Regions from separate parts of the Homo sapiens genome. Here regions 1 and 3 are each linked to region 2. A link is an interaction called in ENCODE POLR2A ChIA-PET data of the cell type or tissue named here. Cell type or tissue: CD4-positive, alpha-beta T cell. All regions are shown on one strand. Links, peaks and the distances in the headings refer to the core of each region. The heading gives the core; the rest is flanking DNA. Region 1 has its middle 13 kb from the start of ZFP36L2. Region 2 overlaps LOC105374570 (a long non-coding RNA gene). Region 3 has its middle 35 kb from the start of ZFP36L2.

Region 1 (10,556 bases), core at 1,315-9,314, 78 kb after region 2:
GAGAGCAGACAGGAGTGAGGTGACAGAAGTGGGCTTTGGGGGCCGGGCACGGTGGCTCATGCCTGTAATCCCAGCAGTTTGGGAGGCCAAGGAGGGTGGATCGCCTGAGTTCGGGAGTTTGAGACCAGCCTGGCCAGCATGGTGAAACCTCGTCTCTACTAAAAATGCAAAAATTAGCTGGGCGCAGTGGCAGGCGCCTGTAATCCCAACTACTCGGGAAGCTGAGGCAGGAGAATCGCTTGAACCCAGGAGGCGGAGGTTGCAGTGAACCAAGGTCGCACCATTGCACTCCAGCCTGGGTGACAGAGCAAGACTCTTTCTCAAAAAAAAAAAAAAAAAAAAAAATAGAAATTGGCTTTGGAGGAGATTCTCCCAAAGCCCTGCATTGGGAAGGGATGGGGGAAAACAGGGGAATAGAGGTACAGCACTCAGGTACAGCCTGTGGACCCCAGGCCAGGCCAGGCTGGAGGTCTTCCAGGATTGGAAGGCTAACAGGGCAGGTCACCCTGGAGAGACAGGCTCAGCCTCCCCTGAAGGGCCACAGTGTCTTCCTCCTTTAAGGAGACAAGGTTACTCTGATGCCCACCTCTTCCTGTAAGGCCTCCTTGATTAATCCCTCCTTCACAGGGGTAGAAAAATGAGAGTACTATCTTTCCAAGAGGACACTGCTCTCTTGCTGATCAGAAACTTTTGTAAGGTCTAGAAAAATATTTTCCTCCATTGACTCCACTGCCTCTATCCACACTGACTGGATGAGAAGCGCTGGCCTGTTGTTAAAGGTTCCAGGCTAGGAATCAGCAATTTGCAGTTGCAGTCCAAGTCCTGCAGGAACTTGGGAAAGTGGTTTCTCTGGGCCTCAGTTTTCCTCACTGTTAAAATGGGAGAATATGCTTGCCCCAGCTCTACCCCGAAAGTGGAGCAGCAGCAGTTGACATTTTTGACTGCAAAATGTGTGCCAGGCACGGAGCCAAGCCCATCACACCCAGCGTCGCAGAAATTCTCTCAGTAACCTTGTGTGGAAGACACAATGGCGATTTCCATCTTGCAGGTGAGGAAACTGAGGCTCAGCTGGGTCTGTCAGTACCCTAAAGTCATATAGCTGAGTGATTCCAGAGCTCCTACTCTCAACATTGCACTTTATTGTTCCAAGTAAAAGATTGCATTCAATCCTGTTCAGTTACTCAGTCATCTAGCATTTAGATGGCACCAACTGCATGCAGCCACTGAGTAAGCCACAGCCTTGATTTAAGTATCTTGTGGCCGCCCAGCTGGCACTATGTTGGGGAAGGTGGGGGGCGGGAAGCAGGAGAGTTGCTGCTCCCCAAGAGCCTGGAGGTGTGGGGAAATGGGGCTCAGCCACGGGAGATTGTGAATACAGGTTCTGCCACCAGCCACTTCTAGGCGTGGCTGCATAACCGTGGATGATTCACTTAACCTCTGTCTGCTGGGGTTCTGGCTCCCATGATGGTTAGAACACCACCTTCTAGGATTGGTTCAAGGATGGCATGGCATAATAAGAACACTTTGAGGGAGGGGGTTTGACAGAGTATACTCCATAAATTATGGCCACTGTTATTATTATTATTATTGAGATGGAGTCTCAGTCTATCACCCAGGCTGGAGTGCAGTGGCGCAATCTCAGCTCACTGCAACCTCCGGCTCCCAGGTTCAAGTGATTCTCCTGCTTCGGCCTCCCTAGTAGCTGGGATTACAGGCGCGTGCCACCACGCCCAGCTAGTTTTTGTATTTTTAGTAGAGACAGGGTTTTGCCATGTTGGCCAGGCTGGTCTTGAACTCCTGACTCAGGTGATCCTCCCGCCTCAGCCTCCCAAAGTGCTGAGATTACAGGTGTGAGCCACTGCACCTGGCCATGGCCATTATTCTTAAAACGAGCAACTGGAGAACAGGGGACTATTGAGCTTGGCCAGATGTCCAGCTATGTATCCACAGGGGCCTCAGGAGTTTTCAGAGTGGGGAGCAAGGCCTCTGGCCTGGAGCAGACAGGGCTGCTTCCTAGAAGAGGAAGCCTCAGGTGCCAGGCTGAAGGGCTGGAAACTGGGAGCTGGTGGGAAGGAAGGTGTCTGGGCCAGGATGTGGAGTGGGGCAGGGAGGAGGTGCGCCTTTGAGTGTATGTGAGAGAGACAGAGACAGCTGGCCCTGAGGCCACCGTACAGGTGTGAACAGGTGAGCCGTGAACCCCATGCTGATTCTTTGCAGGGCAAGGGGCTCCTATGCCAGGGAGAGGCCTCTGGGACACAGGAGCGCTGTGGGGTAGGGAAGCCTGCACGCCTCACACGTGGGGGATGCATGGCCTGCAACTGACCAGAAGAAGCCCAGTTAGGCCCTGGCTGGGCTCTCCTTTGGTGCTATCCCTTGGGCCAGTATCAAGAGCTGCAGATGTGCACGCCTATGGAGCTCTTGGGAGCCTCAGCCCTCACGCCCCCATCATCACCCCCCAGCCAGCCCACGGGGCCTCAGGTGGCGGGAAGGCAGGACCGCAGGGCCTGTGGCAGGGCAGGGAAAGGCACGGAATGGTGTTTACATTTTCCCTCCTTCCCTGCTGGCCTGGCGGTTACACCACTGCGGTTTGTTGGCCCCAGGGAGCGCCTCCCTTACATAACGCCTGACATAACTGCCCTAAAACACACGCATGGCAACTCCCACATAGCACCACACATGCTGTCATGCCGGCTCACCCCCCCACACTCACACACACTCACAGAGCCACACCACAGCCTCACGCACTCACACACACACACCCCTTCCCACACACGCTGTCATCCCAATGCTGTCATTTCAGAAAGGATTTCTTTTGCTCCCACCACCCATCACACAGGCAGGGCCTCCCCGACGTGGCTTCAGTGCCTCTGGTTCCTCAGGCCCCAGGAGCCCTGAGCCCACTGGGACTGCTCCAGGCCTCGCCTGGGTCTCCCAGGTGGCAGCCTCAGACTGTGGTGCCAGCCTAGGCAGTGGACGACAACAGGGGGACTTGAGAACAGGGCAGGGAGTCGGAGAAAGACCAGAGTCCAGGCTGGAGCCCCTGAGATGTGGACTCCAGAAACTCAGAACAGGCAGTGGGGAGGGACAGACAGGGAGGGACGCGGCCTCCGAGGTATTATACTTAGTGCAACATGTTACTACGAGGGCAGGCTTCAAGCATTTAATGCATGATGGGCCAGGCGCAGTGGCTAACGCCTATAATCCCAGCACTTTGGCAGGCCGGAGGATGGCTTGAGCTCAGGAGTTCGACACCAGCCTGGACAACATAGCGAGACCCCCTGTCTATAAAAAATAAAATAATACTATAAATTAGGAAAAATGCATGTGACCCTCCCAAGAAACACGTGAGCCACACTGTGACCCATGCATGCTACTTCTCGGGATTCATCTGATGGAGATATTCACCCAAGGCCCTGAGTTAAAAAAACGTTCATGCTGCAATGTTGGTAAAAGCAAAATAATGCAGAGCCTCCCTGTCCATCCCCTGGACCCTCACAAACAGAGCCACATGCAGCCATGTTCCAATGCCCTAAATGATAGGTCAGGGGAGAGAATGACCCCATTTTGTGACTGAAACCATATATGAATGTGTGTGTATAAATATTTGTAGATAGGTGCCTCACCAGATCTCTGGAATGCCTTACACAAAGTGGCCACAAAGTGGCCACATTTGCTGAGTGGGCCTGAGGAGGAAGGTTAAGGGGGCCTTTTCCACTTGCACGTATTGGGATTCACTGCAGCTGTTGGAATATTCATAACAAGCAGGCATGAGTTCCAAATAAGAGGAAAAAATTGGCCAGGAGCGGTGGCTTACACCTGTAATCCCAGCACTTTGGGAGGCTGAGGAGGGCGGATCACCCGAGCTCAGGAGTTCAAGACCAGCCTGACCAACATGGTGAAACCCTGTCTCTACAAAAATACAAAAAAATTAGCCGGGCATGATGGTGGGTGCCTGTAATTCCAGCTACTCAGGAGGCTGAGGCAGGAGAATCGCTTGAACCCGGGAGGCGGAGGTTGCAGTGAGCCGAGATAGTGCCATTGTACTCCAGCCTGGCAACAGAGCAAGACTCTGTCTCAAAAAAAAAAAAAAAAAAAGATAAAAAAGAGGAAAAAATCAACATGAGGTTCCTTGTACCAAGGAATAGTGCATCTTTGCCTCTTCTGAATGGCTGGGACACTCCGCCCTCTTTGTGAGGGCCTGGGGCGGCATCATGGCGCTGCCACTTATGCACTGGGAGACCTCAGGCAAGCATCTTTCATTCTCTGAGCTCCATTTTCCTCATCTGTCCAATGGGAGCGAACAGGGCCAGTCTCACAGGGCAGATTGGTTTTGTCGTAGAAACAGTTACTGAAGCCCTTCGAGGAGCCAGGCTTGGGGGCTGCAAGGAGGAACACAATGTTCTTGCTTTGAAGGAACTGACAGGGTAGAGAGGAAGACAGACATAACCAGTTGTTGTGGGATGCTGTGATATGTGCTCTGATAAAGGCCTGGACAGTGCCCCGGTGGGGCCAGGGTTGGGTGGAGAGGCTAGATCTGAGTTTGAGATTCAGCCTGGGCTGACCGCGGAGGGAAGAGGCGAGGAAGCAGGGGGTCACAAGGGGATGTCCCAGGCAGGGGTGGAAGGAAAGTAAAGGGCCCAGAGTGTGAACAGCATCTCTAGGAATCCTTGGTGCTCCCGAGCAGCTAAGAAGCAAGGAGCATAGGCAGAGGAGGGAGGTTTTTCCGGATCCCAGAGCCTCCTTGGACTTGAACAGTGGGTGGTGGGACCCTGTGTAGCGTCCTAGGGCAGAGAAGAGTATGATCACCCAAGTGCTTTACAACCTTGCTCTAGAGGAGTGGTGGCCTGGAAGAGGACCAGCCAGGGCTCCTGGTTGACAAGGTGTCTGGGTGAGCGTGGGGCAGGCCTGAGTTGCAGAGGAGCTAGAGACAAAGGGGGCAAAGTCAAGGCCTGGTTAGAAAGCAGAGTCATGATGGTTGGGCAACCTATGAGGGAAGGGGTAGAGGGAAGTGAGAGAAAAGACTGGGGAAGCGTGCCAAGTTCTGGCATGGGTTCCTTGAGAGATGTGGTGTCACATGCTTGGGGACAGGGACAACTGGAGGGGTTGGTGTGAGGTGCATCTGGGAGGAGGTGGGTCCCAGACTGCTGAGTGGGGCTGAGAGATGCCAGCACGTGTGGGCAGTTAGGCAGAGCTCAGTCCCTTCCCCTCTCCACTGGCACTTTCAATCTGCCAGGTGGAGCAGTAGTTTGGGAATATTCTGGAGTCTCTTGGCTTTTGGAAGGAAGGAGAACCAGCAAGGACATCATGGGGGTATCCCAGGACCTGCTGCTGGAAGCATCTTTCCTTCAGCTGTTGGTATTTTAATAGAACATTCTAGACTCACAGTGCTGTCCAACAGAACTTTTGTGATGACAGAAATGTTCTGTGCTGTTTAATGCAGTAGCCCCTAGCTCCATGTGGCAACTGAATACTTAAAACGTAGCTATCTAGTATGGCTGAGGAAGTGAGTTTTACATTTTGCTTACTTTTAATTAATTTAAATCTAAATGGCTACACGCACAGCTACAAACCCTGGGAGTTTGGTGGGGGCAAACCATGGGGCCTTCCTGATGCCCATCAGATTGGATGCCTACTGATTAGAAGTGGAAAAATACCCCAAAATGGTAATAACAAACAAACCATAAATATTGCACTTTTTTTTTTTGAGACGGAGTTTCACTCTTGTCGCCCAGGCTGGAGTGCAGTGGTGCAATCTCGGCTCACCGCAACCTCCGCCTCCCAGGTTCAAGCGATTCTCCTGCCTCAGCCCTCTAGTAGCTGGGATTACAGGCATGCACCACCATGCCCAGCTAATTTTGTATTTTTAATAGGGATGGGGTTTCTCCATGTTGGTCAGGCTGGTCTTTTTTTTTTTTTTTTTTTGAGACAGGTTCTGGCCCACATGGCAAAACCCCGTCTCTACTGAAATACAAAAAATTAGCCGGGCATGATGGCGGGCGTCTGTAATCCCAGCTACTCGCGAGGCTCAGACAGGAGAATCACTTGAACCTGGGAGGCGGAGGTTGCGGTGAGCCGAGATCACGCCACTGCACTGCAGCCTGGGTGACAGAGCAACACTCTGCGTCAAAAAAAAAAAGAAAGAAAGAAAAGAAAAGAAAAAAGAAAACTGAAGTTCAGATTTGCTTGAGGTCACGCAGGTAGGAGGCAGCACTGGGCTGAGATTTGATTGCAGTCCAATGGGAGCCCCTGCTTGTAACCCCTTAGGGCCAGGCCCTTCCACAGCCATGGAGGTAATGCCTGCCCAAGCTCCCTCCGGTCCCAGCCCCTGCAGCGGCTCTGGACCTACAGGGCTATTGTTGGCAAGCTCCTGCCTGTCAGCCCCACAGACTCTCTGGGCCCCCTCTGAGAAGCCTGCTGGATGGAACATCCAGGGACCAGCCATGCTGAGCCTCTCAGCCAAGAAGGATTTGGGTTTGCTTTGGTGAGAATCGACACCAACAGCCCTATTGGCACAGCGCACGCTCAGGGAGGTGTCCTGGGTTCTTTCTTTTCCAAGTGCTAGGTAGAGACCCAGAAACTGGCAAGTCTCCAGAGGGGTGCCCCTACCCCTTCTCAACCTTAAGTTTCTCATCTATGGAATGAGAGGGCTACACTAAGTCATGGGTTTTTATTTTTTATTTTTTTTTGAAACGGAGTCTTGCTCTGTTGCCCAGGCTGGAGTGCAGTGGCGAGATCTCGGCTCACTGCAACCTCCGCCTCCGGGTTCAAGTGATTCTTGTGCCTCAGCTTCCTGAGTAGCTGAGATTACAGGCGTTTGCCACCACGCATGCCTGGCTAATTTTTGTATTTTTAGTAGAGATGGGGTTTTGCCATGATGGCTAGGCTGGTCTCGAACTCCTGACCTCAGGTGATCTGCCCACCTCGGCCTCCCATGGTGCTGGGATTACAGTTGTGAGCCACTACACCCAGCGGTCAGTGGTTTTTAAACCTTTTTTAGCATTAAAATTCTTATTATTTTTATTCTTATCATTTTTAGAGACAAGGTCTCACTCTGTTACTTGGGCCAGAGTGCAGTGACATGATCATAGTTCACTGCAGCCTCAAACTCCTGGGCTCCGGGGATTCTCCTACCTCAGTCTCCTGAGCAGCTGGGACTACAGGTGAGTGCCACCACGCCCAGCTAGTTTTTGTATTGTTTGTAGAGATGGGGTTTCGCCATGTTGCCCAGTCTGGTCTCAAATTCCTGGACTCAAGTGATCCGTCCGCCTCAGCTTCCCAAAATGCTGGGATTATAGGCAGGAGCCACTGTGCCCAGCTGTGTTTTAAAAAACAGATGAGGCCAGGTGTGGTGGCTCATGCCTATAATCCCAGCACTTTGGGAGGCTGAGGTGGGCGGATCACTTGAGCCCAGGAGTTTGAGACCAGCCTGGGCACAATGGTGAGACCCTGTCTCTATTAAAAACAAAACAAAACAAAACAAAAAAATGCACAGATGAGGCAGGACACAGTCTACCCTGGAATGAAATCCTGGAGGGTTTCTTAAAGGATCAGGGCTTTATAGACAGGTGGGAGTAAAGCAGGAAGAAAGGGGTCAGGAAAGCAGCCTGTGGCATTTGAAAGAGCAAAAGCTTAGATTCCTTTGGATTCTTCCTTGACATTTCCTACCCCATGGCCGCAGGCATATAACAACTCCTCTGAGCTCAATTTCCTCATCTTTGAAATGGGAATAGCAATAGGACTTCGGTCTTGGGTTGTTATAGGACTTCATTAACATATGTAAAGCTTTAGTATATAATAGGAGCTCCATAAATAGTAGCTATTAGAATTGTTAAGGCATTCTGACCTGGAGAACTGTGAGCTTGGGCCAGGGTAGGAGGGGTAGCAGAAGGGGATGAAGTGTTCTATTACTAATAATAGCAGCCAGCCCGTGCTCCTCAACACACCACCTCCAGGCCCTGGGCAAGGCACTTTACATGTATTATCCCACTTAATCTTTATAACAGCAACTACATATTAACCCATTTTTCGAATGAAGAAACTGAGTCTCAAAGAGGCTGTGAACTGTGCTCAAGGTAACCCAGCGAGTAATTCGCAGCACCTGAGGATCCATTGCCCCCATCTGACTCCAGAGTCCCAGCTCTTTCCATGTGTGATAACCCTCTGCGCTCTGCAGTGAAAAACACAACTTTTTTTTTTTTTGGAGACAGAATCTTGCTCTGTTCCCCAGGCTGGAGTGCAGTGGTGCACTATCACTCCCAGCTAATTTGTTAAAGAGCCGGGCGCGGTGGCTCAGGCCTGTAATCCCAGCACTTTGGGAGGCCAAGGCAGATGAATCACGAGGTCAGGAGTTTGAGACCAGCCTGGCCAACACAGTAAAACCCTGTCTCTACTAAAAATACAAAAATTAGCCGGATGTGGTGGCAAGCACCTGTAGTCCCAGCTACTCAGGAGGCTGAGGCAGGAGAATCGCTTGAACCTGGGAGGCAGAGGTTGCAGTGAGCCAAGACTGCGCTATTGCATTCCAGCCTGGATGACAGAGCAAGACTCTGCCTCAAAAAAAAAAAAAAAAAAGAATATTTTGTAGAGAAGGGGTTTCACCACGTCCCCCAGGCTGGTCTCCAACTTCTGGGCTCAAGCGATCCTCCCGCCTGGGCCTCCCAAAGTGCTGGGATTACACGTGTGAGCCACCATGCCCGGTCCTTTCTTGCTTCTTCAGGCGCCTTCTGGGCCCTATGTGTGTTCAATTTCCCTGACAGATGCTCCCTTAGTACCATGTTCTTCCCCTTTATAGCCTGGATTTCAGCTTGTGATTATACTTTTTGAAAAAACTAAGATGGGCTGGGCGCAGTGGTTCATGCCTGTAATCCCAGCACTTTGGGAGGCCAAGGTGGGTGGATCACCTGAGGTCAGGAGTTCAAGACCAGCCTGGCCAACATGGAGAAACCCTGTCTCTACTAAAAACACAAAAATTAACCGGGCGTGGTGGTGCTTACCTGTAATCCCAGCTACTCAGGAGGCTGAAGCAGGAGGATCACTTGAACTCGGGAGGCGGAGGTTGCAGTGAGCCGAGATTGCACCACTGCACTCCAGTCTGGGTGATAGATAGATTCCATCTCCAAAAAAAAAAAAAAAAAAAAAAAAGAAAGTTTATGTTCACACACGGACTTCTACACTTGTGCATAGCAGGATTATTCAACATTCAACAGTAGCTAAAAAGTGGAAACAACCCAAAGTCCCATCCACTGGAATATTATTCAGTCATAAAAAAGGAATGAAGTTGATTTCTGCTACAACATGAATGAACCTTGAAATCATTATGCAGACTCCCTGAAGGCAGGAATAACACCTGTCAGCTCCCCTCTCTTAGCCCAGTGCAGGCATTTACTAGACAATGGAGAAGTCTCTGTGGGATGAATGAAAGGGCAGGGCTGGGCCAACAGACCCAGTATCCTGCCCCACTGCTGTGTGGGCTGAATGCGGGGGACCATGGAGGGGGATCTGTCTGTAAGTCTGAATCCCACCAGCTCTGGCCCTCAGCAAAATCTGCCTCCACCCTGCAGCCTCACCGACTTCCATCTGCATAACATGTGGCCCTGGATGTCAGTTAAGTCCCACCCAACTCTGGGACTAGATGTCAGTCTGGGCATCTTATAGGTGCTCAATAAAGTCCTGGCACATTGGCGTGGTGGGAGCTGAAGACTCCACAGCTGCCAGGCCAGGGAGAAACCACCAGGTAGCAGAAGATCATGTGGCCACATGCCTCAGCCAAGTTCCTCTCCCCTGACGTGCACCCCCCTCTGCTCAGGTTATTAGTGGTGCAGGGGAAACAAACAGCAGGTTTCCAATTACCCCGCAGCCCCTTCTCAAGTGGTGCAGGACTCAGACTGCCCGCCTGCAAGCAGTCACCACACCAGCAAGCAGTCACCACGGGAGCGGAGGTGGGATTTAGTAAGACAAGGCCCTCGGTCTGCATTTCAAAGGCCCGGGTTCCCTCTCCCCATAAAACCAACACTGAGCGCACTGGAGGGGACACAGGCGGCCCCACAGCCGCCTGGCCCCCTGCAGAGGGGTCACCGGGAATTCTGTGTTTCATCAAATATTGCTGGGCCATGGAGTTTTATTTGAAAATAATTTTAATTAGCCGGAAACTAGGAGTTTAATAAATGGAAAACAGAGAACTTTCCAAGGCCACAGCTGGGAAACACTTGGTTTTTTAAAAATTCCGCCTGGCGTCCCAGACCAGCTAAGCACCCTGACACGAGGGCCGGAGGAATCCACAAGAAAAACAAAGCTTATTTTTAGAGAAATATTTTAAACTTGGTTTCAGCGAGCTCAGGAGTTTTCTTGTCTGTCTCGAGTCCTTAATATCTTTCCTTCTATTTCAGAGCTGCCTCTCGCCCCAGAGGGCACAAGAGCTGCTATCTGACAGGAGCTATTTCTGCCCAGATGAAAATAAAAGGGCCCCTCCCCCTTCCCACAGAGTGAATTCTTTCTAAAAATGTCCCTGCAGACAGCCAGCGGCACCAAGGCCTGTCCTTGGCAGGTGTGCCCAGCAA
Region 2 (10,556 bases), core at 1,307-9,306:
ACCGTCCCCTGAGGGTCATAGAGGAAGCTGTCTGGCAGCTCAGAGGGTTGCCTCTTGTCCCTGCCCAGCCCCACCGGCTTCCCCTGGCTGCCTCCCTCACATGCCAGGCTTGGGCAGCTTCCCATCACAGACCGAGGTCCAGCCAGAGAGGCCTGTGCTCAGCCCCTCCCTGGGGCCTCTCAGTCTCCCCTCTCTGCTGTCCCGCTCAAATGGTGGGGAGGGGGTAGAGTAGGACAATTCAGAGAGAGGAACTAATCCCCTCCCTCATCCCACTGGGATGCAGAGGAGGAGGCCAGGCTGAAAGGGAACCACACACATCTCCAGTCACTTCTGTCATTGCTATACTGACCCTACAGCACTTCCCATGTGCCACTGGGCCTGCAGGTCGGTATTGGCAAGGGTGAAGGTGAGGGGACGCAAAAGGGAATGCTAGGCTGTGGCGGGGAAGGGCTGGCCTGGGCTCCCAGGAGGTGAGGGGCTGAGTCCCAGGTCATGGTGGCCGGACACAGAGGCGGGTAGAAGGCCAGCAGGGCTGCCCCATCTGAGCCTGGGAGAGCCTGGGAACCCAAAGGCCCATCACAGAGGCTCGGAGGCAGCTGTGTCCACGCGAGACAGAACTTAGGCTGGACTTGGGGGTACAACCCCAGGATAAACTTGGACACATTGAAGGGCAAGCAGCTTGGCCTCTGTCCAACAGGAAACCCCCTCTGCACAAGGAGAGAGGGAATGAGCACAGAGTAGAGGTGCCATGTGTTTCCCAGGGCTTCACTGCAGACAGCATCTCCTGGGAGGTAAACTGAGGCCCCTGTGTGCAAAGCAAGAAACTAGGGCAAGCCCCTTGGGGCTAAAGGTCAAGGAACTGAAGGTTCCAATTTACCTGCCCTGGTAGTTTCTGGCAAGAGACCTCCACCGCCTTCCCTTCCAGGATATGCCAGGCTGCAGGCTACAGTGCCGAGAAGGAGAAGACGGAGGCGGTGGTGATGTCACCCAAGGAATTAAGTAAGCAGGGGAGCTGATAACATCGTCCAGCCAGGCTCACTGTGGGCAGGGTGACTCACTGAAGACGGCCTGCGATCGCCAGGTGATTGTTGTTGTGCCCAGCCTGTGGGGCTGGGGAGGAGGAAGGGGGGCAGGCCACAGAGCTGTGACAAGTTCCTCACCGAGGCCCCTGCTCAGGGGAGAGACCTCAGTACACAGTGTCCTCCACCTCTGAGCCCGGGGCTGGCTCAGGAAACAGCCCCCCTCTGCCTGTGCGATTATCTTTGTCCACAGTGTTTGGTGTGTGTTTGTGGGGTGTGTCAGGTGATTTTCCTGCCCGAAGCCTGCTGGGTGCTCCAGGTACTAGCGATTGCTCACAGCAGAGCAGTAGCCCCCTCCCTGGTTGGACAACTGTCTGTGGAGACAACACCGGATGGCAAACTGCTAACCGCAACCACGTGGCGTCCTTACAGAGGGAACAGCCTGTTCCTCCCGCTGAGGGCACCTGCAGACCTGCCCCATTCATGGCTCCCTTCTCCCTCAGTCCCTGCTGAGGGGATGGTCCCTTCCCACCCTTAAGGGCACCATGGACTGTTGTCCAAGTTGAGAACTGTCCAACTGCAGGGGGCACCATTCACTTGGCAGTCTTCGTGCCAGATGCTATGGCTGTCCACAGTGGCCCTGCCCCTTCCCTTTTGTAAATTACTTCTCAGTTCCCTCCTCCACCAGAATTATCACACCAAACTTTCCCCCATGTATGCTTGCTTCTTTATCACCTGACACTCTCATTCATTCATTCCACAAAAAAATTGTGGCGTTTGTGCAAGGTACTATTCTAGGCAAGGGAACAAGACAGACCCTCCTGGAGCTCATGGAGTTCATATTCTAGCATGGGGGAGAACCAATAAATAAATAATTGGATACATAAAACTGCAAGTGACAATAAGTGCTACAAAGAAAACTAAAGCCAGCCCAGGATAGAGGGTGATAGTGCCCTACTTCAGCTAGGACTGCCAGAAAGGCTTCTCTGTGGGGAGGTGGCCTCTGAGGGGAGACCTGGAGGCAGCAAAGGAGGAAGCCTTCCCGGCAGAGCCCCTCCCATTGGCACCCAATGCCAAAAGAAGTTTCTATAACCCGTCCTGGTTCTGCCAGGAGCCTGCGGCATGGCCTGGGGCGCTCAATTCCCAGTGCAGGGTGTCTATTTCTTCCCCCAACAAACAAGAGGCCTAGTCGCATAGTCTCTTCCAGCACAAATTCACCCACCTGTCGGCTTGAGGAACATGACAGGAATCTGGGTTGGAAGGCCAACTCAGCCACCCACAAGCTGTGTCATCTTGAGCAGGTTACTCAGCCTCTCTGAGCCAGTTTTCTTTCCTATAAAATGTCAGGGAATTGTGGAGGATTAAATGAGGTTGTGGAACTGAAACCACCTGGCACAGGTGCTATCTATGAAGTGAGTGCTTCATAGATATTTTCTGGGGCTGCGCCTAGGTGAGGTGGGGCGAGGTGGGGTGAGGTGGGGCGAGGTGGGGTGAGGTGGGGCGAGGTGGGGTGAGGTGGGGCGAGGTGGGGCCTGGGGGTGCGGTGAGGAGGCGGCTTCCACTGGAGGAGCCTGGAGAAGGCAATGCTGACCCCAAGACGCAAAGCTCTGGTGGCTGCCCAGGTCTGCAGTGGCAGGGCCCGGGGAGCTGGCCCAGGCTGGGACCCTACCTCTACCCACCCCGGGCCTGTGCACTTCCCACTGACAGCAGCCGGTGGGGCGGGCAGGGAGCTACAGTGGGGCCCCCAAGAACTGTCACTCCGCGGCCTAGCTTTCAACATCCTTTGGGGCCCAAGCCACTCAGTTCAACCTCTCTTCCTTCCTCCTTCACTCAGGCTGTTTTGAGTGAGGGCCAGCCACACTCAGACTCCAGCCATGGTGCTCCCTCTCAGCTCCAAGAGCCCAAGGCAAGGAGGTGGAAGGTTAATCAGAGTCCACCCTGGTCAACACAACTTCCCTAACACCTGATGTGAGTTTAGGCATTTAGACCCTGCCGGGAACCCAGAGGAACATGCAGGTGCTCAGCAGGTGCAGGGTGCGGGCAATAACACCAATAGCAGTAATAATAACTAGCCTTCTCGGCTGCCATGGGCCAGGTGCTTTTCATCTAAGACCTTGCTTGATGTTAATCCTGAGATGTGGGCATTTTTTATCCCCTTTCATACTTGAGGAAACTGAGGCTCCAGGAAGGAGGGGTTGTGGGGTGTCGGCGGCAGGGTTTGTGGGCCTACTTCCTGCAGGACAGGAACCTTGCAAGGCACAGGGGATCTGGAGAAGCAGAATTGGAAAGACTCGGGTGGGTGGACCAGCCTGAGGCTGGGGAAGGGCCTTGCAGGGGATTCCTGTCCCACAGATGCCTGCAGGCCCAGGTGTGAGGCCCCCAGCCCCACCACCCCAGCCCAGCCCACAGCTGCTGTGTCACAACCCCTAGAGCGGCTTGGGACTCTGAGTCTCCAACAAGCTCCCAGGTGACCTGGAAGCAGCTGGCTCAGTCTGGGAGGCCAGAGCTGGGCTGCAAAGCCCTGACAAAGCCATTTCTCAGGCCCTCCTGACTTTGAGGCAGGAAATGATCATCATGGCAGCTAATATTAATTGACACCTTACCTGCACAGTAGGTGCTGTGCTAAGCACTTTGCATATGTGAACCTACTTAACTCTCACAATAGTTCTGCGAGGAAGAGAACCTGGGCACAAAGAGGCTAAGTGACTTGCCAGTCATACAGTGCTGGCATTGAACCTGGACACCTGGCTCAAGGCCACACATCTGCCCGCAAAGCAGGATGCCTGGGGTAGGGAAGGCGGCAGGGCAGGGCCTCGAGCACTGGGTCTGAGTGCGGGGCTGGACCTGGTAGGCCCTGGGCAGCAGCAGGTTTCTGAGCAGGGGACCGGCATGCTCCCCAGGACTGGCCACATGGTGTGCGCGTGAGGGAGGCCTGGGCAGACAAGCTCAACACCACTAAGGGCTGAATGTGAAACCCTCCCGCAGGGATGTGGTTTTGACATGAGAAGGCAAAAGAAATAACGCTTCCCTCAAAGGAAAGAACTGACAAACAAAGCTGGGCGCCCATGTGTCGGGCACAAACACTAAAGGTGGAAGTTCAGACGCTAGGAAGGGCGCCCGCAGCCACTTCCTCTGCCGCCCCTCTTCCCCTGCAACAAGGCCTAGTATAGATAGGTGCACAGCTCCTGGGCCTGAGGTCTAAGGACAGCCAGCCTGGGGGACCACCTGTCTGTCCACATGTGTGTGCAAGAGGTCAGGGAGAAAGGGCCTCTGGGTGCTTGCTTGCAGGGAGTGCCTGTCCCCATCCCACCCTGCTCCTGCAGCCGAAAAGGACAGACGCCCTGACTCTAATCTGTACCTCTGGGGCCTCAAAACCACAGCCACGTCAGCCGCGCATGCATCTGGACTAGGTGGGAGGTGGGGCCACCTATGCAGGGTACGCAGGTGTGTGCCAACATGCGTGTGCAGGGCAGACATGCCCCCCCACCCCCGAGGGAGGAGGGCAAGTGGGGTGGAGGGGTCCAGAGATCCGGTGGCCGCCCGGCCCCGCTCCTTCCCCTGCCCCTGCCTCCCCTCTGAGGGGTAGCCATGGCTTTGAGGACCCCCCTTCTTCCCTCAAGCTTCTCTCTGCTCTCAGCTCCAGTGCCAGCGACAATCTAAATAAATGTCTATGGAGCACCTAAAATGGCCTGGCAAGTTCTGGGCACTTGGGAGACATCAGCGAGAAAAGTAAAGATTCCTGCCCTCGGCCGGGCGTGGTGGCTCACGCCTGTAATCCCAGAACATTGGGAGACCGAGGCGGGTGGATCACCTGAGGTCAGGAGTTCGAGACCAGCTTGGCCAACATGGTGAAACCCCGTCTCTACTAAAAATACAAAAATTAGCTGGGCGTCATGGCATCTGTCTGTAATCCCAGCTACTCAGGAGGCTGAGGCAGGAGAATTGCTTGAACCTGTGACGCAGAGGTTGCAGTGAGCCGAGATCGTGCCATTGCACTCCAGCCTGGGTGACAAAAGCGAAACTCCATCTCAAAAAAAAAAAAAAAAAAAAAAAAAGATTCCTGCCCTCTTGGGGCCCACATTTTGTTGGGGAGGCACAATAGACAGAATAAATACATTCCTTTCTTTCTGTCTTTTTTTTTTTTTTGAGATAGGGTATCCCTCTGTGACCCAGGCTAGAGTGCAGTGGCAGGATCACAGCTCACTGCAGCCTCAAACTCTTGGGCTCAAGTGAACCTCCTACCTCAACCTCCTGAGTAGCTGGGACCACCAAGCCCGGCTAATTTTCGTTTTCTTTTTTGTAGGGACGGGTCTTACTATGTTGCCCAGGCTGGCCTCAAGGGATCCTCCTGCCTCAGCTTCCCAAAGTGCTGGGATTACAGGTGTGAACCACTGCGCCCAGCCTTACATTCTATAATCCTCATGTAGGCAGTGGGTTCCATGGAAAGAAAGAGGAAGCAGATAGGGCTGGGAGATGAGGAGTGCTGGTGGGTGCGAGGGTGTGCACTCACTCGGGTCACCGTACTAAGCTGGGTGCTCCAGGGAGGCCCCATGAAGAGGCCAACATTTCAACAGGAGCTTGGGGAAGGAATAGCCAAGCAGAGTCTGGGCTAGAACATTTCAGACAGAGGAAACAGCTAGAACAAAAGGCCTGAGGCAGGAGCCTGGCCAGGACTGGGGGAAGGGCAGGCTGTTGGGGTGGGGACTAAACTGGCCCTACACCTCCAGGATTTCCAGTGCGGTCCATGTGAGGATGGCTCGGCTCATGGCTGAAATGATTCTCTAGTCTGTCGGGCAACTCAGGCTAACAGCAAAGGCCTGATTTCCAGTGGATTAAAGAGAAAGGACCCTGTAGTACCTACAGAAGAGGCCACAGGGTTCACAGAGGAACCAGTGCCCTGGGAGGAAGAGAAGGAGAGGGGTTTACATCAGAAGGAGCCCTGCTTTGGGGCCCAGTGTGGGGGCCCCTAGAGGGTGCAGGGGAGGGAGCAAAGGATGGGACCAGCTACCCTGAGGCCCGCAGGTCTCTCTAGAGGGCCAAGTCTCTGCGTTCCCAGGACCCCCACGAGCCCACCCTGGGAGCTCACTGACAGAGTGCAGTGTAGACTTCCATTCTACAGCTTGGACTCAGCTGCTACCCACAGGGAGGAAGGGAGCCTGGAACACAGCCACTTCTGCGCACCTGCGTCTGCCTGCTGGAGGCCACCAGGCCTGCTTACTAGACCCTACTGAGGCTGCTGCCCCTCCTTCTCCAAAGCACCATTAAACAACTCACGTGGGGGGCTGGGGGAGGTGACCCCAGGAGGTCTAGCCTGATGGTTGAACAGGGGCAGGGATGTGCGCCTGCATGTCCACTTTGCCCTGCAGCATGTGGGCAGCTGGCATTCTAGGAGGTAGATCCACTCGAAAGCAATCAAAGCCACGGAGTGTGTGATTCTGACAGAGGGGGTGGTGGGATGTCAGCGGTGGAGGGCTTCTTATGGCCTAGAAAAGTGAGGGGACTTCTTGCAGAAGTGGGCTTGACCTGGGCTTTTCAGGATGGGAGCAAATTTGAAGGAGGAGAGAGGATACCTCCATGTGCTCACACATTTGCACACACATTTACTCTCGTGCACACACCCAGTCCCTTAAGCCCCCCATCTATAGGTGCTCACAGCCAGCAGTATGCACACACACCTCACACACAGCCAAAGTAATGCACACAAACTCAGAAACACACACACTGGGGCATTCACACTCTTATGAGGCATGCCGATGCTACAACGGTCGCCCACATACACTCTGGGCACCAGAAACATACAGGCCCCTTAGAAATGGGCTTGGGAGAAGATGAAGATGTGTCTGCAATGCGTAAGAAGAGCAGAAGCTGACAGGTGGCAGTAGGGGGTGGAGATGGGGTGACAACAGATATGGAGACCCAGAGAAAGGCAAGACTTACAGACACACCCACGTGCAGACCACACATCCGTTACTGTCAGCTTCAGACAGACCCCGCAACCTTCCTGCCTTCAGAAAGACACTGCTTAGTAACTACGTGACACGATGCATGTCATCCAGCCTCGCCAAGGTTTGATGCTGTCTTCTATAACATGAGGATTTGATAACACCTGCTTGTCATGCCAAATTGATATCCTGTGATTTGACAGGAAAGTCCTGTCTAACTCCAAAGCACTGTTCAGAATTCAGTTACCTCTCCCACCTCCAGTGGGACGCCCCTGGCCAGGCCACCCTCCCACCAGTCTCCCTGCCTCTTCTTGCTCCCACTATAGTCTTTGGCCTACCCTGCAGCCACTGCTCTCCTCCTCCACGCCAGCCTCTGTGATTTCATCTTATTCATAGTAAAAGACAAATTCCTTTGTGGGGGCGGGTAGTGGGGATGCTTCCTGATCTGCCCTCCCTAGTTCCCTTATCTCTCCCCTTCTTCCCTCCGCCAGCCACCCGGGACCCCTCACCACCCCTCACTCACCTGAGACGTGCTCCCCTCTCGGCGCCCTTGCACTAGCTGTTCTCTGCCTGGAACATCCCCAGGGCTCCTCCTTTAGGATTTACTCAGATGACTTCCTCTCAGTGAGGCCTTCCCAGGCCGCCCTAGCGAACACTGGGCCCTCACCACAGAACTCTCTAGCCCCCTACCGTTTTTTTTTCCTTCTCCTTGGCCTCTTTACTTCCCAACACAATACGTATTTTATTTGTTTGCCTCATTTATTGTCTGTCTCTCTTGTCAAAACGAACTCCATAGGGGCAAGGACTTTTGTCTGTTTTATTCTCAGCTGTGATCCCTGGCTCTCAGAGCAGAGCCTGACTCATAGGACTCAATAAAGATTAAGTGAATGAATGACTGAAATGAGACAGCAAATCAGTAAGCATTTATAAAGCACGATTAAGAAATAGAAGCGGGGCTGGGCGCAGTGGCTCACGCCTGTAATCCTTGCACTTTGGGAGGCCGAGGTGGGCGGATCACCTGAGGTCAGGAGTTTGAGACCAACCTGGCCAACATGGTGAAACCCTGTCTCTACTAAAAATACAAAATTAGTAGAGCGTGGTGTTGCACGTCTCTAGTCCCAGCTACTCGGGAGGCTAAGGCAGGAGAATCGTTTGAACCCGGGGGGCAGAGGTTGCAGTGAGACCAGATTGTGCCACTGCACTCCGGCCTGGGCGACAAAGTGAGGCTCCATTCCCCGCCCTCCCAAAACAAAAAATAGAAGGGGAGGGACCAACCCTGAATGAGGCATCACCATGTTCCAGGAAATTGCAAGCACAATATTCCCTTATTCTCCATCAACCCTGGGGAATCATTCCCATTTTACAGATAAGAAGATGAGATCAGAAAGGGGATGACCTATGGTGGTTGTAGATTGTCTGCGAAGATGGTCACTGACAATTCCTCTCCTCTCTGTATTAGAATGCTGTTCTTCCCTTCAAAAGGTGGAGCCAGTTCCGCACCACACACACACACATACACACACACACACACACACACACACCTGCATACCCCCACCTCTTCCTTGGCTCTAGGCTGCCCTTGTGACTTGCTCTGACCAATAGAATGTGGCAAAAGTGATGCTGTGTCGGTTCTGGCACAGGCTTTAAGAGGCCTATGCCTAGGCTTATACAATTTTTGGAATTCAAAGCAAAATGAAAATGTGGAGCCCCTTATTCAAAAAGCAAGATAAACATTGTTAGAGGCACTAAAATATAAAGCTTTCTCTTTTGATAGTCTCTCTCCCTTAACTCACCATGGTGTTTTTAACTTGCTATTTAATGCTACCCTAATAAAAAAGCTAAAATTTGAAAATGTTACTATGAATTTTGCTGTTCAACTTTATATGGTGCAAAGCCAGTTTTAAATGCAAAAAGAGCATTTAGCTCATATGTACAATCATCAGAATTATGCAATTCATATTTCATAGGTCATACATGCATATATATTTCATTCCTACCAGAAGAGTGGGAACACCACACAAAACTAACAACTTTTTTTTTTAAATTTTTTATTTTTTAGACAGAGTTTCATTCTTGTTACCCAGGCTGCAGTGCAGTGGCGCGATCTCGGCTCACTGCAACCTCCACCTTCAAGCAATTCTCCTGCCTCAGCCTCCTGAGTAGCTGGGATTACAGGTGTGTGCCACCACACTTTACTAATGTTTTTTTTTTTTTTTTTTTTAGTAGAGACGGGGTCTCACCATGTTGGCCAGACTGGTCTCTAACTCCTGACCTCAGGTGATCCACCTGCCTCGGCCTCCCAAAGTGCTGGGATTACAGGCATAAGCCACCGTGCCTGGCCAAAACTAACACCTTTTAATTTCTCTTCTTGCTATGCATATATTCTACCAACACTCTCTTCCTTTGGTTTACTGATGAGTAAGGACAGATGAAAAGAAAAGGAATGATCTGTACAGAGATGAGAGACCAGGAACAGGGTGGACATGCATTTTATGGACTTCCTCTGCTCATGCACATGCACCATTGTCTTAACTTACAAAACACAACACCATGGGCAGGGCGCCATGTCTTGTGCCTGGAGTCCCAGCACTTTGAGAGGGTGAAGAGGGAGGAAGCCCAGGGGCTCGAGACCAGCTTGGGCAGCATAGCAAGACCCTGACTCTACAGAACATTTAAAAATTAGCCAGGCATGGTTATGTGCACTCGTAGTCCTAGCTACTTGGCAGACTGAGGCAGGAGGATCCCTTGAGCCCGAGAGTTTGAGGCTGCCATGAGTTATGATCACACCACTGCACTCCAGCCTGTGTGACAAAGTGAGACCCTGTCTCAAAACACACACACACACACGCAAAATTCCCTGCAACACTATGTAGAGAAAAAGTGAGCTGTCCTGTCAATCCCTGCCCAAATTTTAGAATCGTGAGCAATAAACAGTTGTTATTTTGAGCCACTAGGTTTTGTGGTGGCTTCTTACACAGAAGCTGATGACTGATGTAATGGTTGAGATCACAAAGCTAGTAAAAGACCAGGCTGTGGTTGAACCCACATTGGTCTGAATCTCAAGTTCACACTCCTCTCTACCCCACCCAGGTTTCCTTACAAAGCTTTCATAGTGTTACTCCTTCTCTACTCCATGGTGAGTTGGTAAGTTTAGGGTTGAGCTAGGGGGTGAAGGTTGCTTCGCTGCAACAAATCAAAATTATTATTAGAACTTGGAAGAAGCCACATCTGGACTTGATGTGGCGGACAGGAGGTTGGTGGACGGGTCAGGGCTGAGAACAGGCCCAGCCTCTGTCCAGGGTGAATCTGGGCCCAGCGGGGTACTGGGACATCTGTTTTCCATCCTGATTCGGAAACTAAAGCTGCTTTCCTCTGCCTACCCCATCCTCCACCTCTGCTGACCCTACAGGAAATGGGAGTTGGAAATCTGGCTGGCCAGCAGCGGCGCCTCCTCCGATGGGAGCTCTCTGCCTGCCACAAGATTCAGAGTGCAAGGGCCTCGGGCCGCCTGTGCTTCTGCACACTCTCTCCCTCTTCCCCACTGAACCAGCGGCGAAGGGAATTCTCAGGGTCCCCCTTGGTCAAGGAGTCAGGT
Region 3 (10,556 bases), core at 1,176-9,175, 56 kb after region 2:
TTCAGAAGGCCTGGAGTGGGGCCCAAGAGTCCTCGCTTCTAACAGAGTCCCAGGTGACGCCCATCTGACACTCGGAGTCTCATGGGACCGAGAAGACCTTAGCGCAGGTTGAAGAGGTGAGGCCAAGGTGTCCTTGCCCTGAGGGGTAGTGGGAGCCCTGGAAGCTCCTAGCCTGTGGCAGGCCTGCCTCTTGAAGTAAGGCACAGGGGCAGCCTCCCAGGACCCCGGGGATCAGCCAACAGGCTCCACACTGGAAACTGTGGGAGTGAAGACCTCAAGGGCTCAAGCCCTTGGGCGGGGGTGGGAGGAGGTCTCGAGCTGGGGAGGCTGGGAAGGGCTGGGTTTCCCCAGATCAAAGCAGCTTCCCCAGCCTTTGATTCCCCAACAAGCAGCCTCTTTGGACTCGGACTGGAGTTTGGGGCCCGCTGGTCTTAGGGCCTGGGGAAAGTGGTAAGAGGCTCTGGCCTGCTCTCTTTTTGCATAACAGCTTGGCTGCCTAACAAAAGGGCGGTCCTTAAAAGGCCTTATGGGGCTGTTAAAAGCTTCCGGCGATGGTTTAATTGGGGGCGATTAAAGTGTCCTCCCCAGGAAGGCCTGCCCTTCAAAGGCCAGCCAGGCCTGGCTCCCCTGCCCTCAGCACCTCTCCCCGCAGCCTCTCCCAGACTGGTGGCCCGGCCCTCAGCCTCTCCCCTCCCCAGCCTCAGCCACACCTAGGAGGTCCAGGGCCGGACCCTTTGGCCAGCCTGTCTGTAGGGATTCTGTCTCAGCCTGGACAGCAGCACCATCTGCTCACACAGTTTGTTCTCTTGGCTGAGTCTGGCACAAGAGGGAGGGAAGGCTGGGTTAGAGACACAAACAGCCTCAGAAATTGGGGACCCCTTGCAGCACTCTCTCCCCTCAGAACACCTCGACTGGCCTTTGGGCCCCTCCTTGAGCTCCAGGTTACCAGCCCTTCCCCAGGACCCCCACCTGTCTGGAACTTCGTGGTCACTGCTGGGCACCCCATCTCCCACCACACATGAATCTTCAGGCATGTGTGGTGGGAGATGCCTGGAAGTGTGCAATCTTCTGAGCACACTACCTGGAAGGTGTTGGAGATTCAGAGGTGACCAGACAGGGACACCTCCAGGGAGGAGGGGATAGTGGAGGTGTAAGTAGGTGAAAGTGACGGGGCGTGATGTGAGGTGGAAGGAGCCGTGGTGGGGGTGGGCCACAGAGGGCCAGGAAGGACTTTCTGGAAGCAACAGCGCCTACAGTTAGAATGTGACCAGCTTAACTGGGCCCATTTGCCAACCCTGATGTTAACAACAGGACCACATCCAGCTTTACTAACAGACTTTGTCCACACCACCAACTCTGGGCTCCTGGGAGGGAGGTGGGGTAGACGGCCCATCCAGTCTAGAATAGCCACTCTGGGGGCATCTAATTCTTTTTTTCCTTGAGACAGGGTCTCGCTCTGTCACCCACGCTGAAGCGCAGTGCTGCAAACACGGCTCATTGCAGCCTCCACTTCCTGGGCTCAAGCCATTCTTCTTCCTCAGCCTCCTGAGTAGCTAGGACTACAGGCACGCACCACACCTGGCTAATTTTTGTTTTTTTGTGTGTAGTGACAGGGTTTCACCATGTTGCCCAGGCTGGTCTCCAACTCCCGGGCTCAAGTGATCCACCCAAAGTATCGGGATTGCAGGTGTTAGCCACTGCGCCCAGCTGGCATCTGATTCATACATTTCCCCAGAGCCCACCTTCCCTCTCAGATATTATACATTCTTTTGTCTGAACCTTAGGAGCTGCTTTGGATGCAACTTGCCTGTCTCATCCCCTCAGGCCCATCACCCAAACAAAACTCAGAGCCTTCTCCCCTGGGGTGCTCTGTTTCCTGCATGAATCTTGCTCTCATCTCCCCGTCCGTGCCCATCCTAGATGGGGTGCCAGGGCCAAGGGTCTTTAGGATTTTCACCTCCTGTGTCAGCATCAAGGTAAGGAAAGCCCCCCCACCTTTTTTTTTTTTTTTTTGAGATGGAGTCTTGCTCTCGTTGCCCAGGCTGGAGTGCAATGGCATGATCTTGGCTCACTGTAACCTCCCGCCTCCCAGGTTCAAGCAATTCTCCGGCCTCAGCCTCCCGAGTAGCTGGGATTGCAGGCAGGCACCACCACACCTGGACAATTTTTGTATTTTTAGTAGAGACAGGGTTTCGCCATGTTGACCAGGTTGGTTGACCTTGAGCTCCTGACCTTGTGATCCGCCCACCTTGGCCTCCCAAAGTGCTGGGATTACAGGCCTGAGCCACTGCGCCGATCCAAGGCCATGATTTTTTACAGTGTAAGTGCTGGAGGAAAGCAAGCCCAAGGCAGGGGGCAAGGGGGCGTAGGCTGGAAGAACAGGCTGCAGAGGGACTCCCTTCTGAATGCCCTGGGGCGAGGTGTCCCCAGGTATCCCTCTGCCCTCCTGACAGCTTTCCTGTCCAGTCCCAGCAGCCTATTCTGAACCTGTCATCAAGCACTGAGCCCCCAGCCGCGGTGCCTCCCTCACGTGAGGCTCCTGTCTCCTGACGGCCTTCTGCCTGGGTTTCTCCCTCCAACAGGGCCTGCTCTTTGCTGCCAAGCTCAGCCTGAGCGATGCTGGGGCTCCCCTCACAAGCCTCCAAGCGTTCCCCCCTCCATGGCAGCTGGACATTGCAAACCCTCCCTGACCACTCCCCACCCCAATCATCACCCTCACTTCCATCCTCCAGGAAGGGCTGTGGCCTCACAAGCTCCTGGTGACCCCAGCCATGCTGTGTTCCTTCCTGCCCACACTCGCCCTGGCCCCTCTTCAGGGAAGTGGTACCTTCCCTTCCTCTGGATCTCTGTGGACTCTGCTGGTCCTTCAAGGGCCTGCTTATACGTCTCCTCCTCCAGGAAGCTTCCCTGAACATGCCAGTCAAGAACACATTCTCGGCCGTGCGGTGGTTCACACCTATAATCACAACGCTTTGGGAGGCTGAGGTGGGTGGATCACCTGAGGTCAGGAGTTCGAGACCAGCCTGGCCAACATGGTGAAACCCTGCCTCTACTAAAAATACAAAAATTAGCTGGACGTGGTGGTGGGCGCCTGTAATCCCAGCTACTCAGGAGGCTGGGGCAGGAGAATCACTTGAACCTGGGAGGTGGAGGTTGCAGTGAGCCGATACCTTGCCATTGCACTCCAGCCTGGTCAACAGAGAGAGACTCTGTCTCAAAAAAAAAAAAAAAAGTAGGCAGGTGTGGTGGCATGCACCTGTAGTCCCAGCTACTTGGGAGGCTGAGGCAAGAGAATCGCTGGAACCCAGGAGGTGGAGGTTGCAGTGAACCGAGATCGAGCCGCTGCACTCCACCCTGGGCGACAGGGCAAGACTCTATCTCAAAAAAAAAAAAAAAAAAAATTAAAAAACAAACAAAAAACCACATTATCTTTCAAATGGCTGTAGAACTTACTATGTGCTAGGCACCGCACTGAGCCCTGGGTCTCATCTAACCCCCACAGCAACCAGAAGCAGCAAATGTACTCTACTATCACCTCTTTGTTGTAGATAAGAAACAAAGGCAGCCAGGCGTGGTGGCTCACGCCTGTGGGAGCACTTTGGGAGGCCGAGGCGGGTGCATCACTTGAGGTCAGGAGTTCGAGACCAGCCTGGTCAACATAGTGAAACCCTGTCTGTACTAAAAATACAAAAATTAGCCAGGCTTGGAGGCATGTGCCTGTAATACCAGCTACTGGGGAGGCTGAGGCAGGAGAATCGTTTGAACCTGGGAGGTGGAGGTTGCAGTGAGCTGAGATCACGCCACTGCACTCCAGCCTGGGTGCAAGACTCTGTCTCAAGAAAAAAACAAAAAACAAACAAACAAACAAACAAAAAACCAAAAACTGAATGGCTGGCCTCAGCAAACCATTCTGAATTGCTCAGGACTGAAGGGTTTCCCAGGACAGGCTTTCCACTCTGAAACTGGGAAAGCCCCAGGCAACCCAGGGCAAGTCGGTCACCCTTCTGTTACCCGAGAGGCTGGCCTCTGCCTCCATCAGTTCCCTGAAACAGTGTCCAAAGGCCACCATCAACCTTCAGAGGCCTCTCCCTTCTCCTGCCCATGGGGTGGTGTAAGGCTGGGCAGTACCCAACTGCCCTTCAGGGATGCAGTGGGGCTGGATGAGGGGCAGGGCAGTGCCAGCCTGGAGCAATGCCACCCTCCAGCCCAGCCTCACTGGTCGCACCACCTCTCCCTAAGCTGGCTGCTGGGCTTGGGCCCTTTATCATCCCCTCACACTATCAGGCCGCTGAAGGAGTATCTCCTCCGCGCCCACCCCAGCTTCTGCCCTGACCCAGATAAGCTGAGGGGCCAGCCCAGGAGGAGAGAGGCAAAGCTGTAGCCTGGCTCTTCCCCAGCCCTGAACCTCCCTGCCTGGCCCTTGGGTGGAAAGCAGCAGAGACTCCTCTTGGGACTTCTACATCCCAAGATCAGACCGCCTCTCCAACCCCATGGGCAAGGACAGTGGGCAGGAATTCCTGTGCCCACTTGGCAGATGAAAAAATGGAGGCTGGGGGCCGGGCACCGTGGCTCACGCCTGTAATCCCAGCAGGTTGGGAGGCTGAGACGGGCAGATCATGAGGTCAGGAGATCGAGACCATCCTGGCTAACACGGTGAAACCCCATTTCTACTAAAAATACAAAAAAAAAAAAAAAAAATTAGCTGGGCGTGGTGGTGGGCGCCTGTAGTCCCAGCTACTCAGGAGGCTGAGGCAGGAGAATGCTGTGAACCTGGGAGGCAGAGCTTGCGGTGAGCGGAGATCGCGCCACTGCACTCCAGCCTGGGCGACAAAGCAAGACTGTCTCAAAAAAAAAAAAAAAAAAAGAAAAGAAAAAAAAGAAAAAATGGAGGCTGGGTAAGTGACCTGCCCAAGGTCACTGGGCCAGACCCATAGGAAGTCGGGGCTGGACGGGGCCTCAGCATGTCCCAGGGCTCTCTGATGGGGCTTTGTGGAGGATGTTTTCTGAATGAGTCCAGCTGGAGAGGCCAGCCTGCAGATGAGGCCTGTGCACTGCCCCTTCCACAGTCTCCGGCCAGCCTCCCAGCACCGCCTGAGCCCAGAGCCCTCGTGCCTCCTTCCTGCAGGGCTCTTGTCTCCCGACAGCCTTCTGCCTGGGTTTCTTCCTCCAACAGGGCCTGCTCTTTGCTGCCAAGCTCAGCCTGAGCAATCCTGGGGCTCCCCTCACAAGCCTCCAAGCGTTCCCCTCTCCAGGACAGCTGGACATTGCAAACCCTCCCTGACCACTCCCCACCCTGATCATCACCCTCACTTCCGTCCTCCAAGCAGGGGCTGTGGCCTCACAGGCTCCTGGTGACCCCAACTATGCCACGTTCTTTCCTGCCCACACTCGCCCTGGCCCCTCCGCAGGGAAGTGGTACCTTCCCTCCCTCTGGATCTCTGGGGATCCTGCTGGTCCTTCAGGGGCCTGCTTATATGTCTCCTCCTCCAGGAAGCTTCCCTAAAGATGGCAGTCAAAAACACATTCTCCTTCAAATGGCTGTAGCACTTACTATATGCCAGGCACTGTGCTGAGCCCTGGGTCTCATCTAACCCTCACAGCAACCACAAGCAGCAAATTCACTCCACTATTATCACCTCCAGGTTCTAGATTAAAAAACAGAGGCACAGAGAGGTCGGGTAACAGACCCAAGGTCACACAGCCAGAAACAGATCAAGGCAGGATTCAGGCTCTGGCAGTTTGGATCCATGGCATCCACTGGATTAGCAACTCCTTGGGGCAGGGACCATGGGTCAGGACTGGCTTCCTGTAGGAGAAGTCTTAGTATTTGCTTAGAAAGCTCAGAGCTGGACCCCTCCCCCAGACCTCCAGTCCTCAGAGTCCCCTGTAGGAGGCAGCACGGGGAAGGACAGAATTTTGTTTTTATTACCACTCAGCCCAGTTTCTCAAAAGTCACTGCCTGGGCTGAGCAAGGTGGCTCACCCCTGTAATCCCAGCACTTTTGGAGGCCAAGGCAGGCGGCTCACAAGGTCAGGAGTTCAAGACCAGCCTGGCCAATATGGTGAAACCCCATCTCTACTGAAAATACAAAAATTAGCTGGACATGGTGGCATGCATCTGTAGTCTCAGCTACTCCTACTTGGGAGTCTAAGGCAGGAGAATCGCTTGAACCTGAGAGGCAGAGGTTGCAGTAAGCTGAGATTGAGCCACTGCACTCCAGCCTGGGCAACAGAGTGAGACTCTGTCTCACAAAAAAAAAAGAAAAGAAAAAAAAAGTCACTGCTTGGCTTCTTTTTGGTTCTGGCAGGCTGGGCCCAGCCCAAGTGTGGCATGTGAGTGAACCACCCAGAGGAGGGCTGGGGGCTTGGCTCCTGGGGGCTCCAGTAGCTCCCTGCGACCTATCTCTGCCCCTCAAATCCTTCCATTCTAAAGGCCAGCTCCATGCCCACCTCCTCCAAGAAGCGCCAGCTGCTGCCCCCAGGCCAGCCTCCACCTGCTCCCACAGGCTGGGGAGTGGTCAGGGAGGGTTTGCAATGTCCAGCTGCCCTGTCTCCTGTCCCAGGCAGCGATGTGTCCAGGGCTCCATACCAGCTCCAAGCTCTCTGCCTACAGCTCCCTCACATCCACACTCACTGGGTCCCAGCTGGAGACCTGGTGGCTTTGAGAGGATACCGTGGCTTCTTGATGTACCTGAAGACTTTGGAACGCCAGAAGTGTTCAGTCCTGTGATGGGTGTCAGCCAGGCCCAGAAAGCACACAAACTGGGGGACACATATGCTAAGTTATCCAGAAAGCCTCAGGGCTGGGGCTGGAAGAGGAGGGCCTTGCCATCCCAAGGTGCTGGTGTGTCCACACGCCCCTGGGGTGACCGTGTGCATCTGTGTGTGTGTGTTTGTGGGTGGGTGGCTGACTACTCTGAGTTTGTGGGTGATTCATGTGTACCCTCGCGACAGGCTGTGTTCAGATAGTCTGCTTATGTGCTTGAATTCAAGGACACAAACATCCCTAGGTGCAAGCTTGCACGCACAGTCCTCCCTACACCTCCACACGCAACTCCTAATCATCCCTCAGGATCCTCTCCCCGCCCTGCTTCAGCCTTAAGGCCTGCTCTGACCCTCCAGCCCATCCCACTGACCTGCTGACCTTCATCCCAGACACTGCTGGGTTCAGCCCTGGAGCCTGGTCACTCTTGCTCCCTGAGGGTGAGGTTGACTCCTTTTTAAATTACCCCTAAAGCCCCACTTAGGGAGACACAGCCTTATCAATCAACACTCCTTGAATGAATTAAAACAAACTCCAAGGAAAGGAACTGCATTTGGGTGGATGGAAACAAGAGCTCTCAAGCTGTTTTCTTTCCTCTTTACCCTTTGCTCTCTGTCTCTTCCCATCTGTACTTTCTCTAACTTGTTTGCTAACTCAATCGTCAGCTTAGAAAGTACTTCCTTGTATACCCTCCTCTCATTCAAATCTCATGACAATCCTCCAAGACACGAATAATTATCCTCATTGCACAGATGAGGAAACTGAGGTTCAGGGAGGCTACGTGAGTTGCCCAAGGTCACACAGCCTGGAAGGAGTGGGTAGGGACTAGAACCCTCATGCGTGAATGGACACCACCTCCCACCACTCCCCACCAGTAAGTAGAGGGTGGAGGGTAAAGGGCGATCCAGGGGCTCGGAGAGGATTGGCCTCTTCAAGCCCTCTCCATGGCCCAAGGTCACCGTGGGAGGGAGATGCACCTGGCCCCCAGGGCCAGGGGTTACCCCACTCGGCCAGCAATGGGAGAGGCCATGAGATCTGTGGACATTGTTCCTGGGCCTGTGGTTACTGATTTGACAACAGCCCTGTTCCTCCCCAGCCAGCCAGGGAGTTAATGATTAAGGAGGAGATTAAATATTAACCACCTGTGGGGCCACGGCGTAATGTCTCCATCTGCACCTGAGCCTACCTAAAAATCCCTCCCACCTGCCGTGGGCCAGCCCCACACAGGGCCTCTAAGCCCCTTGCTTAGGGATACCACTTCCCCATGCCCCCATCCTGCCCTGGCCCTGGCCCTGGCCCGTGTCCACCCCATCTCACTCTCTCATACCCACAGCACAGACCCAAGGACTCTTCCTGTAGCTTGGAAGCTGCAAGCTACACCACTGTAGGCACTCCTGGTGGGCCTTCTGGAGGAGAGGACCTGCCTGAACCCAGCTACTCCTGGGGCTTGGAGAGTCCGCAGGTTACATTCCTACCTGTGACCTCGTTTATCAGTGCTCTTATCGCTCTTATCTCCCAAGTCGTTCCTCCTAAAGACCCCTCTGAATCTACACATCCCAGGCCCCAACACCCTGGGCTACAGCAACTCCCCAACACGCCATTCTCTTCTTTCTTCTAGCAGTTAGAATCTGGGTGTGTTCTGCCTCCAGGAAGCCTCTCATATTAACCTGGGCTAAGGTCTCTGCGGGCCTCTGCTCCCCAGCTTCCCTTAGGCCGGGGTGATTCAGGCTGGCATTGGCTGCTGCACGGCTGCAGGAAACCAGCTGCATCTGTTGGAAGGTCCTTTGAAGTTTAAGTGCACAGCCTCCGAGCGCTGGGGGCGGGGACTGCTCTATCTCACCTAAGCCTAGGGCCTGCCCCTGGGTGAAGCCATGGTCACCCTCCCCACAGCAGGAACCACAGGCAGTATGACACAGGGTTCACCTGCGTCTTTTTCTATAAATATAGAAAAATGGAATTATTTATTCAAATAATAACTCTATTGATATGCTCTCATTCCTGTTTGTGGGGAAGCCCCAGATGACTGTGTGGGTAAGTTACTATGGTACGTAAGCCCCACCGTAGCCTGGGCCTGCACTGCTCTCTCTGCATGTCAGTGAACTGCATTGACACTGCAGGCCTAGTGACAGGCAATGTCATCCCCATTTTACAGATGGCGAAACTGAGGCTGGGTGAAATTAAAGGACTTGGCCACGCTCAAACAGACAGGAAATGGCAGAAGCTGGCCTGCCTGGTGCAAAAGCCATACAAAACTGAAAAGGACCTAACACCGTTCTTGCCACAGCTGTCTAGGCCCCAAGCTCAGCTTCTTTTCAGCCACAGTTCCCAACCATGTGTGGCTTGCTTGCTTTTCTTTCTTTCTTTCTTTCTTTCTTTCTTTCTTTCTTTCTTTCTTTCTTTCTTTCTTTCTTTCTTTCTTTCTTTCCTTCCTTCCTTCCTTCCTTCCTTCCTTCCTTCCTTCCTTCCTTCCTTCCTTCCTTCTTTCTTTCTTTCTTTCTTTCTTTCTCTCTTTCGAGATGGAGTCTCACTCTGTCACCCTCTGCCTCTCGGGTTCAAGCCATTCTCCTCCTGGGTTCAAGCCGTTCTCCTGCCTCAGCCTCCCGTGTAGCTGGGATTACAGGCACACACCACCACTCCTGGCTAATTTTTGTATTTTTAGTAGAGACGGGGTTTCACCATGTTGGCCAGACTGGTCTCAAACTCCTGACTTCACTCAAGTGATCCACCCTCCTCAGGCTTCCAAAGTGCTGGGATTACCGGTGTGAGGCACCGCGCCCGGCCTTTTTGTTTGTTTTTTTAAGACATGGTTTTGCTTTGTCACCCAGGCTGGAGTGCAGTGGTGCGATCATAACTCACTGCAGCCTTGACCTCCTGGGCTCAAGTGGTCTTCCTGCCTCAGCCTCCGAAATAGCTGGGACCACAGGTGTGCACCACCATGCCTGACTAATTTAAAAAAATTTTTTTAAATCTCAGCACTTTGGGAGGCCGAGGTGGGTGGATCACGAGGTCAGGAGATCGAGACCATCCTGGCTAATGTGGTGAAACCCTGTCTCTACTAAAAATACAAAAAATTAGCGGGGCGTGGTGGCGGGCGCCTGTAGTCCCAGCTACTCTGGAGGCTGAGGCAGGAGAATGGCGTGAACCCAGGAGGCGGTGCTTGCAGTGAGCCGAGATCACACCACTGCACTCCAGCCTGGGCAATAGAGCCAGACTCCATCTCAAAAAAAAAAAAAAAAATTATTTTTGTAGACTTGGGGATCTCATTATATTGCCCAGGCTGGTCTCAAACTCTTGGGTTCAAGCGATCCTCCCTCCTCAGCCTCCCAAAGTGCTGGGATTACAGGCGTGTGCCACTGCGCCTGGCCCCTTTCTCCTTTCAACTTTCTCTCACCTGTATTGATACCTGAACACTTAACAACCGCTTATGGCCTCCATTATGTGGGAGAGATGACTTTAGCTCTTCCAAGTAAGGGTGCCCCTGATCTCCTCAGAACCGAGGATATGACCCAAGGAGACTCCACGTGGAGACCCACTGGCTCTAGATGGGGATTTCTCTCTCCCTCCTAAAATGGGGCTCATTCCTTTAAGATGTTTTACTAAGTTTTTTGCAGAGACGTCTAGAAGGACCTGCCATTTTCCTTCTTCCTGCATGTTACAAATCATCTTACCAGTGCAGGATGGTGTAGAATCAGCATTGCACTGCGGTTTCCTCACACCAGCGCTTGTGTCTACAGATGAGGAAAGAAAGGCCCCCGAAGGTCAAGAGCCTCGCTGGCCCAGTGGCTCCCACACGA

The links. ChIA-PET counts read pairs that join two places held together with the same protein. Peaks named below come from ENCODE experiments on the same cell type or tissue, not always from the same donor. Only the 100,000 strongest peaks of a DNase experiment are listed, where the experiment ranks them.
Region 1: POLR2A ChIA-PET joins it to region 2 with 14 read pairs; 28 of 35 experiments call an interaction of 5 or more read pairs at or near these places.
Region 3: POLR2A ChIA-PET joins it to region 2 with 119 read pairs; 15 of 35 experiments call an interaction of 5 or more read pairs at or near these places.

The regions. Positions count from the first base shown.
Region 1 is chr2:43,208,152-43,218,707 of GRCh38, forward strand. No RefSeq gene overlaps it. Among named protein-coding and RNA genes, the nearest start is that of ZFP36L2, 13 kb to the right of the region's middle. RefSeq lists enhancers at 1,922-2,516, 6,497-7,263, 9,431-10,556, 10,327-10,556, 10,420-10,479. In CD4-positive, alpha-beta T cell, for the core only: no CTCF peak of the experiment used is centred there; DNase peaks (open chromatin) are centred at 2,680 and 5,030.
Region 2 is chr2:43,130,129-43,140,684 of GRCh38, forward strand. LOC105374570 (a long non-coding RNA gene) reads left to right here. Exons shown (of 3, transcript XR_940018.3): 3 at 926-2,246. Among named protein-coding and RNA genes, the nearest start is that of LINC02580, 33 kb to the left of the region's middle. RefSeq lists enhancers at 986-1,045, 3,144-3,907, 3,691-3,740, 3,908-4,669, 4,181-4,250 and 3 more and a silencer at 1,536-1,585. In CD4-positive, alpha-beta T cell, for the core only: CTCF peaks have their summits at 1,590 (motif pointing right) and 6,523; DNase peaks (open chromatin) are centred at 2,783, 4,063, 4,423, 6,973 and 4 weaker places; H3K4me3 peaks cover 1,183 bases; H3K27ac peaks cover 7,720 bases.
Region 3 is chr2:43,186,474-43,197,029 of GRCh38, forward strand. No RefSeq gene overlaps it. Among named protein-coding and RNA genes, the nearest start is that of ZFP36L2, 35 kb to the right of the region's middle. RefSeq lists enhancers at 337-1,070, 1,071-1,804, 7,537-8,456, a silencer at 820-990 and a cis regulatory region at 3,982-4,580. In CD4-positive, alpha-beta T cell, for the core only: a CTCF peak has its summit at 5,863 (motif pointing right); DNase peaks (open chromatin) are centred at 5,888, 8,038 and 8,578; H3K4me3 peaks cover 1,816 bases; H3K27ac peaks cover 3,748 bases.